Linked DNA regions of Homo sapiens: region 2 is linked to region 1. Evidence: read pairs that join two places in POLR2A ChIA-PET (ENCODE). Cell type or tissue: PC-9. All regions are shown on one strand. Each heading gives the region's core, and the rest is flanking DNA. Links, peaks and the distances in the headings are about the cores only. Region 1 has its middle 100 kb from the start of FAM53A. Region 2 overlaps LOC124900162 (a long non-coding RNA gene).

Region 1 (5,365 bases), core at 79-5,078:
GCAGACAACGAGGCTCGGAGGAGGCAAGCAGCGAACCAAAGCTCCCACCGTCACCAGGGAAGGGAGGGGAGGGCAGGGCAGGGAAGGGGCGGAGGAGGGGAGAGAAGAGGGGGAGAGGAGAGAAGAGGGGGAGGGGAGAGAAGAGGGGGAGGGGAGAGAAGAGGGGGAGGGGAGAGAAGAGGGGGAGGGGAGAGAAGAGGGGGAGGGGAGAGAAGAGGGGGAGGGGAGAGAAGAGGGGGAGGGGAGAGAAGAGGGGGAGGAGAGGGGTCGCCTCTCGAGGCAGAGCAGGCGGGAAAGGGCGCGGCCCGGCTGCGACACCCCTAGGCCCCCCACCCCCGCAGGCGCAGAGCCGGGGCGCTCCCCCCATTGCACCGCCCGCCCTCCAGGCCGGAATCGAGGTCCCCTTCCCAGCGCTGCTGGACGCCCCTCCCGAGCGCTCCCGAATCCGACCAGCCCGGAGGCGGCTGCGCCTCCAGGGGCTCCCGTCAGGCCCCTGCCCCCCCTGCCCTCCCTGCCCTGGCGCGCCCCCGCCCCTAGCCGCCATCCCCGCCCGAGGGTCCCAGCCAGAGCCCCGGCCCCCGGCCCCGCCCGCGCCTGCTGGGCGCCCCCTGGTGGCCTCGGCTGGGCCCTGCCGCTGCGCCCACGGCCCTCGTGGGAGGCCCCTCCCTACCCCGGCCGCCCTCGGGCCCCCACGGTCTACTACCCCATGGGGACCGGCATGTCAAGCCCCTGCGTGGGCGCCTGCGCCACCCCCCCGCCCTCCGCACTCGCCCCCTTGTCCCAGCCCCGCGTCCTGGGGAGGAGGCTTGGGCCGCAGCCCAGCACCCAGAAGTGCAACGCGCACGGGTGGGGCCAGGCTCGAGTCAGCCGGTGACGCAGCCTCTGTGTGACCAGGGCGGATGGCCCGACCTCTCTGAGCCCCCGTTTCCCCGCCTGTAAAAGGGGGTGGGGCTGCCTCCCAGCGCCGCTGCGAGGCGTGAGTGAGTTACGACTCAGAACGCCCAGGTCCGAGGTGAGCACACGCGACACCCGCGAGCCACGGCCACGCGTGTCCCCAGGGCGCCTCCCGCCACGGGCTGGCCAGGAGTGTCCGCGCTGTGGGGATACGAAGGGGCGCGGCCCCAGCGCTGCGGGGCCCGCAGGGAGGGCGCAGGGGCCGAGCATCCGCCCCGGGGCATCCACCCATCAGGCCTCGCCGTAAACTTCCTCCTAACAGCCGCTCCTGCAGCCGGAAGATATTGACTCGAAGGAGAAACAATGGCAGGAATAAAATAAAAATAAAAAAGTTAATTATCCTTTGTGTTTGTAATTTAATTAAAGATGCAGTAAAGTTTTACTGTTTTTCCAGGTGATGATGTTTAGAGCCCCGAGAAGCTATTTGTGCTGGTGAGATTAAAGTGCATTTTAAAATGTTCCTCCAGTACTTTCACATTTGTTGATAGATTTTTAAATTAAACTTTAAATTGTAATCTAAATTACCTCCAACAATTCATGGTCCCTGTAATGAACTCCCACCGTTCCCGCTGTCATCCGTCGATGATGGAGTGCGAGCCGGGAGCTGCAGCCCCGCGGCCGCCGAACCAACCGCGGAGGCCAGGCAGCCTCGCCCCAGGGACCCCGCCCACGGCGCCCTACACCGGCGGCCAGTCAGGGAGGCCAACGCCGCGAGACGGAAGCAGCCATACCCCGCGGGCCACCAGTGTGGCCAGAAAAGATCTGCAGGGATGTGAGGGCAGCTCAGAGCTGAGATCTAAGGCTGGGGCAGAACCGGACGGCGCAACAAGCTAGGGAGAAAGCATCCCCGGCGCGGGGTGCACGGAGCCCCAGACCCCACCCGCCTCCCGCCCGGACCCCGCCTCCACTCAGGGAGCCGGGCCCCACCTCCCGCCCTAGGCCCCGCCTCCTACCTCGGGCCCCACCTCCCGCCTAGGCCCTGCCTCCTGCCCAGGCCCTGCCCCCAACTCAGGGCCCCGCCTCCCGCCCAGGCCACGCCTCCCACTGAGGACCCTGCCTCCCGCTCAGGGACCCGCCTCCTGCCCGAGCCCTCCCTCCCTCCCAGGTCCTGCCTCCCGTCCAGGTCCCCGCCTCCCACTCAAGGCCCCGCCTCCCACCCAGGCCCCGCCTCCCACTCAAGGCCCCGCCTCCCACCCAGGTCCCCCCCTCTAACCTGGGCCACGGCTCCCACTCAGGGCCCCGCCTCCCACCCAGGCACCGCCTCTCACCCAGGCCCCGCCTCCACTCAGGGCCCCGCCTCCCACCCAGGCCCCCCCTCTAACCTGGGCCACGGCTCCCACTCAGGGCCCCGCCTCCCACCCAGGCACCGCCTCTCACCCAGGCCCCGCCTCCACTCAGGGCCCCGCCTCCCACCCAGGCCCCCCCTCTAACCTGGGCCACGGCTCCCACTCAGGGCCCCGCCTCCCACCCAGGCACCGCCTCTCACCCAGGCCCCGCCTCCACTCAGGGCCCCGCCTCCCACCCAGGCCCCCCCTCTAACCTGGGCCACGGCTCCCACTCAGGGCCCCGCCTCCCACCCAGGCACCGCCTCTCACCCAGGTCCCGCCTCCACTCAGGGCCCCGCTTCCCACTCAGAGCCCCACCTCTGCTCAGGGCCCCGCCTGCGGCCCAGGCCCCGCCCCTCACCCTGGCCTCGCCTCCTGTGGTCTTGCATGCCACAGTTGCTCAGACCAGACTTTCATCATAATGTCCCCTCCCTTACAGAAGTAGAAGTTAAAGACAAAACCAATTTTGAGTTTCCAATTTTCTCCAAATGTTCTAGAAATCGGTCATTTTCTTAAATATTTAACTGTTACCTGAATTTTCTCTTCCTCGTGGTCCTGCATATCTGGAATATTACTGGCAAAACCCAATTAGACTTTTAAGACATGTATGTGTTTCTAAGCAGGCCAAATATCTTTTTTTGTTTTGTTTTGTTTTTAAGACAGAGCTTTGCTCTTGTCGCCCAGGCTGGAGTGCAATGGGGCAGTCTTGGCTCACTGCGACCTCTGCCTCTGGGTTCAAGCAATTCTCCTGCCCAGGCTCCCAAGTAACTGGGATTACAGGCACCCGCCACCATACCCAGCTAATTTTTATATTTTTAGTAGAGACAGGGTTTCTCCATGTTGCCCTGGCTGGTCTCGAACTCCTGACCTCAGGTGATCTGCCCTCCTCATCCTCCCAAAGTGCTGGGATTACAGGCTTGAGCCACCATGCCCAGCATTTTTTTTTTTTGATATAGGGTCTTGCTCTGTCATCTGGGTGTGAGTGCAGTGGTGTGATCACAGCTCACTGCAGCCTCCTCCAACTCCTGAGCTCAAGTGATCCTCCTGCCTTGGCCTCCCAAAGTGCTGGGATTACAGGTGTGAGCCATCACTCCCCACCCAAAATTTCTTTACATCAGCCACACAGAGCTCCTTGACTACTTGAAGGCAGCACATGGCAAACAGCCGAACCTTGTCAGCAATCCAAGAAATGAGCTTTAGGACAGCAAGGAGACGCCATTCTCATGTCACGTTTCAGCGTTTACTACTGATATGATAAGAAGGGTCCCTGCCGTGGGGGCAGTGTGGCAGGGCAGATGCTCTGTGACCTATACTCCAGCCAGGCCACGGCCATCAGGGCATGCTGCCTAGCAGGGCTGGACAGAGTCCACGGCGTTCCTCCTGGACCCAGCTGAACGACACTCCCCTCCCTGCCACGGACGTCACCACCACCCCGCGGGGAAAGACCAGAAGGGCAGGGAGTGAGCCAGTGCCATGTATGCCACCTACACAGACCCAAGAGAGAGTGGACGGGAGGCCCTGCACCCTGCACCCAGGCTGGGAAGACCAGGAGGAGGCTGGCGGCCCTGGCTGAGACCCCATTTGGAGGCTGACCTTGGCCTCAGAGAGCCACCCAGCCCGAGATCAGTCCTCTCCCGCCTGCGATCTCAGCACTTTGGGAGGCCGAGGCGGGAGGAGCTCTTGAGCCCAGGAGTTCAAGACCAGCCTGGGCAAAATGGTGAGACCCCATCTCTACAAAAACAAAAATTAGCCAGGTGTGTGGTGGCGCACATCTGTAGTCCTAGCTACTAGAGAGGGTGAGACAGGAGGATCACTGGAGCCCAGGAGGTCGAGTCTGCCATGAACTATGTTCCCCACTGCACTCCAACATGGGCAACAGAGTGAGACCCTGTCTCAACTAAAGCAAAACAAAAAATAGCTACATATATAGGCAGGATCCAGAGAAAAACCTTGGGATTGGATTTCTAGGTCCCAGATGAAGGGATCAGCCTGGATGAGCAAGAATGCATTGATTTGACGACTCTTTCTTGGTCATGAGAATTAACATCCTGTCAAGAACCTGGGTGATAGGGCAAACTCACTGCTAGTTGGCTCTTAGGAGCCTAAACAAAGTGATAGTTAACTCTCAGTGAAATGGCAATGTCCAGTTGTCCTGGGAGATGGCAAAGGGAGATGGGTGTGCTGGGTGAACACACTGTGGGTGCCAGAGACCCAGCAAAATCATGTTCTCTGGGAGGGCCAGAGGCTGTCGAGAGTGCACTGGGGAGGGGACCAGCACCAAGAGGAGGTGGGCGGAGTGTCCTCTGCAGGCAGGGTACAGTTAGAGATGGGAGAAAAGCAAAGGAAGCGGGGTCCCAGGTCTGCCCCATGAAGAAGAGCGGGACCAGCAGGAGGCAAGGTGGCCACATCTTAGACCCAGCACAGGCCTAAGGCCAAAGTCACTGGTCAGAGGAGTCTCGTGTCTCCCTTGGGGAACGAGCCATTCACTGGCTTCCCTGTGCTTGATCTGTGCTCCCAGGAGGACAATAATCTCTGGTCTGTGCCAGCAGGGATCAAGCACTTTGCATGATCACCTCATGTGCTTCTCACACGTCTCATGTGCAGCTCCGGTTACAAGGCACAGCAAGTGTGCACAACCCTCCCAGTCCTGCAGCTCCCAGCAGCTCAGGTGGAGCCATCCTGGCCTTTGTGCTCCTGACCCTGCTGCTGTGCTCCGCCTGATACCTGTCCCTCCTCCCGGGGCTTGTGCGAGGATTGAAGCGTTAGTGTCGTTCTTGCCGGCTCATGGGTGGGCACCTGCCTGCTTTCACCACCTGCCGCCAGCTTGCTTTCCAGGAGACGTCCTCTCCAGCCAGAGGTTCTCCTTGGCCCACATCCTTGTCAATCCTGGGAACTATACAATTATCTAATTTTTGCCTCTCTGATGGGTGCAGAGTTTATCTCACTGCTGTTTCCATTTGCGTCTTTCTGATCACTGGAGAAGCTGAACAACCACTCCTTGTCTATCATCAGCCATTCAGGTTCTCTCTGAGAATCTCCTGTTCGTGTCTCTGCCCCTTTTTCTTTTGGAGGCCTTGTCTTCTTCA
Region 2 (5,365 bases), core at 207-5,206, 960 kb before region 1:
CTGATAAAAGGATGAGTTCAGGCTGATTTTTTCTCTGTCTCCCCTGCTTGCGTCCCTGCTCTGCCCCTCACCATAGACTGACCCTGGCCAGATGCCAGCACCAAGCTCCTGGACTTCCCATCTCCCAGAACTGTGAGCCAAATAAACTTCCTGATAATTTACCCCATCTGTGGCATTCTGTTACAGTGGTAGAAAATGGACTCAGACACATGGTTCCTGAGAGAAGGTGGATGTCATTCTTATCTTGGTTCCGCTACAGGCAAGGTGTTGGTGTTGGGAGGTTTTTTCTGGCTTCTTTCAAAATTTGTTCATGTTTGATTTTACATAGTTTAAATATGAGATGCCTAGGTGTCATTTTGTTTACTTGTTTGTTTTCTTTGGGGGCAGTGTTTTTTGTTTTGTTTTGTTTTGTTTTGGCATTTATCCTGCTTGGTGTTCTCTGAGCTTCCTGGATCTGTGGTTTGGTGTCTGACATTAATTTGGAGGATCCCTCAGTCATTATTGTTTCAGTTTTTTTGTTGTCCCTTTCTTCCTTCCTTCCTTCCTTTCTTCTGCTTCTGGTATTATTTGTGTTACACCTTTTATGGGTGTCCTACAGCTTTTGTATATTCTGTTCTTTTATTTTTTTTTTTTTTTTTAGTGATTGTTCTCTTTGCCTTTCACTTTTGGAAATTTCTATTGAGCTATCCTCAAGCTCAGAGGCTTTTTCCTCAGCTGTGTCCAGTCTCCTAATGAGCCTATCAAAGGCAGTCTTCATTTCTGTTGCCGTGTTTTCTATCTTTATGTTTCTTTTTGGTTCCTTCCTAGACTTTCCATCTGTCTGCTTACATTGTCCATCTGTTCCTGTGTGCTGTCTACTTTACCCACTAGAGCTCTTGGCATCTTAATCATTGCTGTTTTAAATTCCTGGTCTGATAATTCCAACATAACTGCCTTGTCTGGTTTTAATGGTTGTTTTGGCTCCTCAAATTCTGGTATGGGTTTTTTTTTTTTTTTTTTTTTTTTTTTTTTTTTGCCTTTTAGTATGTCTTGTAATATTTTCTTGATAGCCAGACATGATGTACAGAGTATAAAGACCTGCCGTAAAGATGCCTTTAGTGATGTGGTTGTAAGATGTGGGGGGAGGGGAAGCATTCTAGAACCTTCTAACCAGGCCTCAGTCTTTAGTGAAACTGTGCATTGGGCTGTGAGCTTCACAAGGGTTTCTCAGCCGCCCACCCCTCACTTTCTTAGATGAGACAGGATGGCTCGAGGGGGCGGAAGTTGGATATTTCTCTTCCCCTGGCAGGTTATAGTCTAGCTGAACAGTTTCTCCTGAGGGCAGCTCTTGTTAAGGACAGAATGTTCTGGTGTGTTTCAAAATGATTCCATTTTCCATCCTCCTACCTGCAGAATGAGATTTTTCTGATATTCACTGTGAGAATGTGGTAGAACTCCTGGGGTAAAACTCACATACGTGCGGTGTCCACCATGACTGGGTCCCCCTGCCGTGGTGTCCCCCATGACTGGGTCCCCCCGCCATGATGTCCGCCACGACTGGGTCCCCCCGTGGTGTCCCCCATGACTGGGTGCCCCCGTGGTGTCCCCATGACTGGGTCCCCCCGTGGTGTCCCCCAGGACTGGGTCCCCCCATGGTGTCCCCCATGACTGGATCCCCCCGTGGTGTCTGCCATGACTGGGTCCCCGGAGGAGTTTGGAGTTGCCCACACTGAGCCTCCAGGGATCTATCAGCTACAGTTCGGGTTTCCCCGCCCTGGAACAGGCTCCTGAGGTGGTTTCCACGGATGCGTCTCTGCTCCGGCAAACCATGGCCCCGTCATTGACAGGCCAGCGCCCGTCAGCCCCTCAAGTCTTGGGTGTACCAGGTACCTACGTCTTCACCGCTGTTTTGGGTGTGGGAAGAATTGTTGATTTTCAGTCTGCTCAGCTGACTTGTTGTTAGGGTGGAGCAGCGGCTCCTGAGCTCCTCACATGAGGTACCAGAGGCTGGAAGTCCAGTTTGGGCAATGGCAGGTGTAGACTCAGAATGTTCCACGCGCAGGGGCTCCCCCGAAAGGCGTTCTTTCCCCAGGGCTCCTCCGAGCCTGGCTAGTACGGTCTCGAACTGCAGTCTGAGGCTGGTCCTGCCCAGCCACCTACCTTCCCTCTCCTTCCACAGGTGCCACAACCACACCCCCACCTGGGGTTCCCCACCTGCCCCTCCTTCATCTCCCTTCTACCCCTCGCAGGGAGCCCCCATCCCATAAATCCACTTCCTATTCTGCCTTGGCATCTGCAGGACAAGTCCCAGGTGGCCTTGGAATGAACAAGCCCCTCCCTTCTCACGCGTACTTCTCGAGAATACCTGAAGAATGTGCCAGGAATGCAACCACCTGGTCTAGGGAAGGACCGGCCGGACAGCCCTGGCTCTGCTCCTGTGCCTCCTAGGGCAGGATGTCCCACACACTGTAGCCCTATGAGTCACCCCTGGCTATGGAACCCAGAGCAGAGTGCACCTTTGGGATCTCTCAGCTGTGGTGTGAAGCGGGACACACATAGACAAGGCTCCATTCGTTCTGGGCAGCTTTCCCGAGCCTCGGGGACCCGCTCACCATGGATCCTAAGCTTCTGCTGTTCCCTGCTGCCTGCCTGTGAGTAATAAAGTTGCTTTCATAACTGGTTGTGTGTGTGTTCTGTCTCCCTGGACTCTTGCACGTGGGTTGATGCTGGTTCATGGTATTGGGAGTTCTCTAGAGTCCTCCCCTGAGGCTGAGTCCAGGGCATGCTGGAGTCCAGGGCGTCAGTCAGGTGTCCAGGTTGAGTCCAGGGCATGCTGTCTTAGTCCAGCTGTGTTGCTGTAAAGCATCACCTGGGGCTGGCTCATTTGTAAAGAAAGAGGTTTCTCTGGCTTACGGTTCTGAAGGCTGTACAGGAAGTCTGGCACCAGGGTCTGCTTCTGGTGACAGCTTCAGGAGCTTCCACTCGTGGGGGAGGTGAAGGGGACCCATCATGCCAGGGTGGGAGAAGAGGGGGGTGGGGGCCAGGCTCTAACAACCTGAGCTCACAGGAGGTGAGAGGGAGAACTCAGCCCCACAAGAGGGGTACCAGCTGTTCGTGAGGGATCCACCTCAATGACCCAATCACCTGCCACCAGGCCCCACGTCCAACATCAGGGATCACATTTCAACATGAGGCTTGGAGGGGACCAACGTCCAAACAAATCAACAGTGAACCTGCTTCCCAGTGTCTGCTTCCTGGGGAGTGCCAACTGACACCAGCCCCAGGGTCTGAATCTCTTGGTCCTCTGGAGCTGTGGGGTGAATCAGTGCTTCTCACGGGGGAGCTTCCTGTGGCTTTTTTTTTTTTTTTTTTTGAGACAGAGTCTCACTCTGTTGCCCAGGCTGGAGTGCAGTGGTGTGATCTCAGCTCACTGCAACCTCCGCTTCCCGGTTCAAGCAACTCTTGTGCCTGAGCCATCGAAGTAGCTGGGATTACAGGCACCCACCACCACACCCAACCAATTGTTGTATTTTTAATAGAGACGGGATTTCACCACATTGGCCAGGATGGTCTCGAACTCCTGTCCTCAGGTGATCCACCCACCTCGGCCTCCCAAAGTGCTGGGATTACAGGTACCCACCACCACACCCAACCAGTTTTTGTATTTTTAGTAGAGACAGGATTTCACCATGTTGGCCAGGATGATCTCGAACTCTTGACCTCAGGTGATCCACCCACCTTGGCTTCCCAAAGTGCTGGGATTACAGGCACGCACCACCACACCCAACCAATTTCTGTGTTTTTAGTAGAGACGGGGTTTTACCATGTTGGCCAGGCTGGTCTCGATCTCCTGACCTCAGGTGATCCGCCCGCCTCAGCCTCCCAAAGTGCTGGGATTACAGGCGCGCACCACCACACCCAACCAATTTCTGTATTTTTAGTAGAGATGGGGTTTCACCATGTTGGCCAGGCTGGCCTGTGGCCTTTTTGGTGGGCCTCCCCTGGCCTTTTAAATCAGGCAGCCATAGCTCTCATCTGCTGGTAATCCTCTTCTGTTCAACTGTTTCTTTATAATTTCATTCCTTTCTACCAGTTCAGTGATTGTTTCTCCAGAGAGTTGCCATTCTTTTTTTTTTTTTTTTTTTCTTTGGGGGGACGGAGTCTTGCTCTGTTGCCCAGGCTGGAGTGCAGTGGCACGATCCCAGCTCACTGCAAGCTCTGCCTCCTGGGTTCACACCATTCTCCTGCCCCAGCCTCCCGAGCAGCCAGGACTACAGGCACCTGCCACCATGCCCGGCTAATTTTTTCTATTTTTTAGTAGAGACGGGGTTTCACTGTGTTAACCAGGATGGTCTCAATCTCCGAACCTCAGGATCCGCCCGCCTTGGCCTCCCAAAGCGCTGGGATTACAGGCGTGAGCCACCGCACCCAGCCCAGAGAGTTGCCATTCTAACATTCATACCCATGACATCTACATTTTAAATATTTTATTGATGATCACTATGGGATAATAAAGGAGAAAATAATTTTTAAAAAGACTCTGCAAAATTACATTAGTTCTCCTAATCATGAGATGCTTGCTTCAGAGTTTCAGGATCCACCCAACATGGGAAGTCAAAGCCTCTCTGGGATACTACGGGGCTAAGGTGCACAGTCGCTCAGGTTGTGCACAACACAAGGGCACCCCATTCACATGAAAACATCTTCATTATTTTGAAAATCTGCAGAGCACTGTGTAGACACATTAGGGATTACCTTACATGAGGCTATACTAATTTATGATAGCAATTATTTATGTGTTGTTATGGAAAACTGGGAGACAAAAATGAATTACTGTTTTGAGATCTTACGAAGCTTGGAAGACAGATTGGCCCTGGGGAGGCAGCGGTGGCCGCAGTTTGCAGGGAAGATTGCTGCCGAGGAGGAATCTGTGCACACGACAGGCTCCAACGATCTGCACAGGGCCACATGGGGCTTTGGCTGAGGACTAAGCTTCGCACGCACTGCACAAAACCCCAAGAGCTGAGCAAAAGTGGCCACCTGGGAGCCCCCTGAAAGCTGCACCAGGACAAGGCCCGTCTGACCAGGTCAAGTGCAGAGCCCCGAGGAACCTGGGTTGGTGATGGAGACCTCAGAAAGTCCCGGCCACTAGAAAAGAAGCATTTACATGATTGAAAAAAACGTTTGCAGAAAAGAGGTGAAATGACAGAACGAGGGAAAGACTCAGCAGAATGTAGCCCAGAGACATCGCGATGGAGACATGAGCTCACTTTCTGTCTCCTCATCAACCAAGAACCCCATAAACAAGGGCAGAATGCTCCCTGCGTCCAGCACTGAGACCGAGACCCAAGATGCACCAAGAGATTGAGAAACTGAGATCCACAGA

What was found. ChIA-PET counts read pairs that join two places held together with the same protein. Peaks named below come from ENCODE experiments on the same cell type or tissue, not always from the same donor. Only the 100,000 strongest peaks of a DNase experiment are listed, where the experiment ranks them.
Region 2: POLR2A ChIA-PET joins it to region 1 with 7 read pairs; 1 of 35 experiments calls an interaction of 5 or more read pairs at or near these places.

What each region holds. Positions count from the first base shown.
Region 1 is chr4:1,578,679-1,584,043 of GRCh38, forward strand. It overlaps a transcript of FAM53A not described here. Among named protein-coding and RNA genes, the nearest start is that of FAM53A, 100 kb to the right of the region's middle. RefSeq lists an enhancer at 1-202 and silencers at 584-863, 1,661-1,720, 1,901-2,110, 2,484-2,710, 2,527-2,686. In PC-9, for the core only: a CTCF peak has its summit at 763; DNase peaks (open chromatin) are centred at 2,003 and 2,633; H3K4me3 peaks cover 1,358 bases.
Region 2 is chr4:615,444-620,808 of GRCh38, forward strand. LOC124900162 (a long non-coding RNA gene) reads left to right here. Exons shown (of 2, transcript XR_007057986.1): 2 at 2,279-2,655. Among named protein-coding and RNA genes, the nearest start is that of PDE6B, 7.4 kb to the right of the region's middle. In PC-9, for the core only: no CTCF peak of the experiment used is centred there; a DNase peak (open chromatin) is centred at 2,348; H3K27me3 peaks cover 2,224 bases.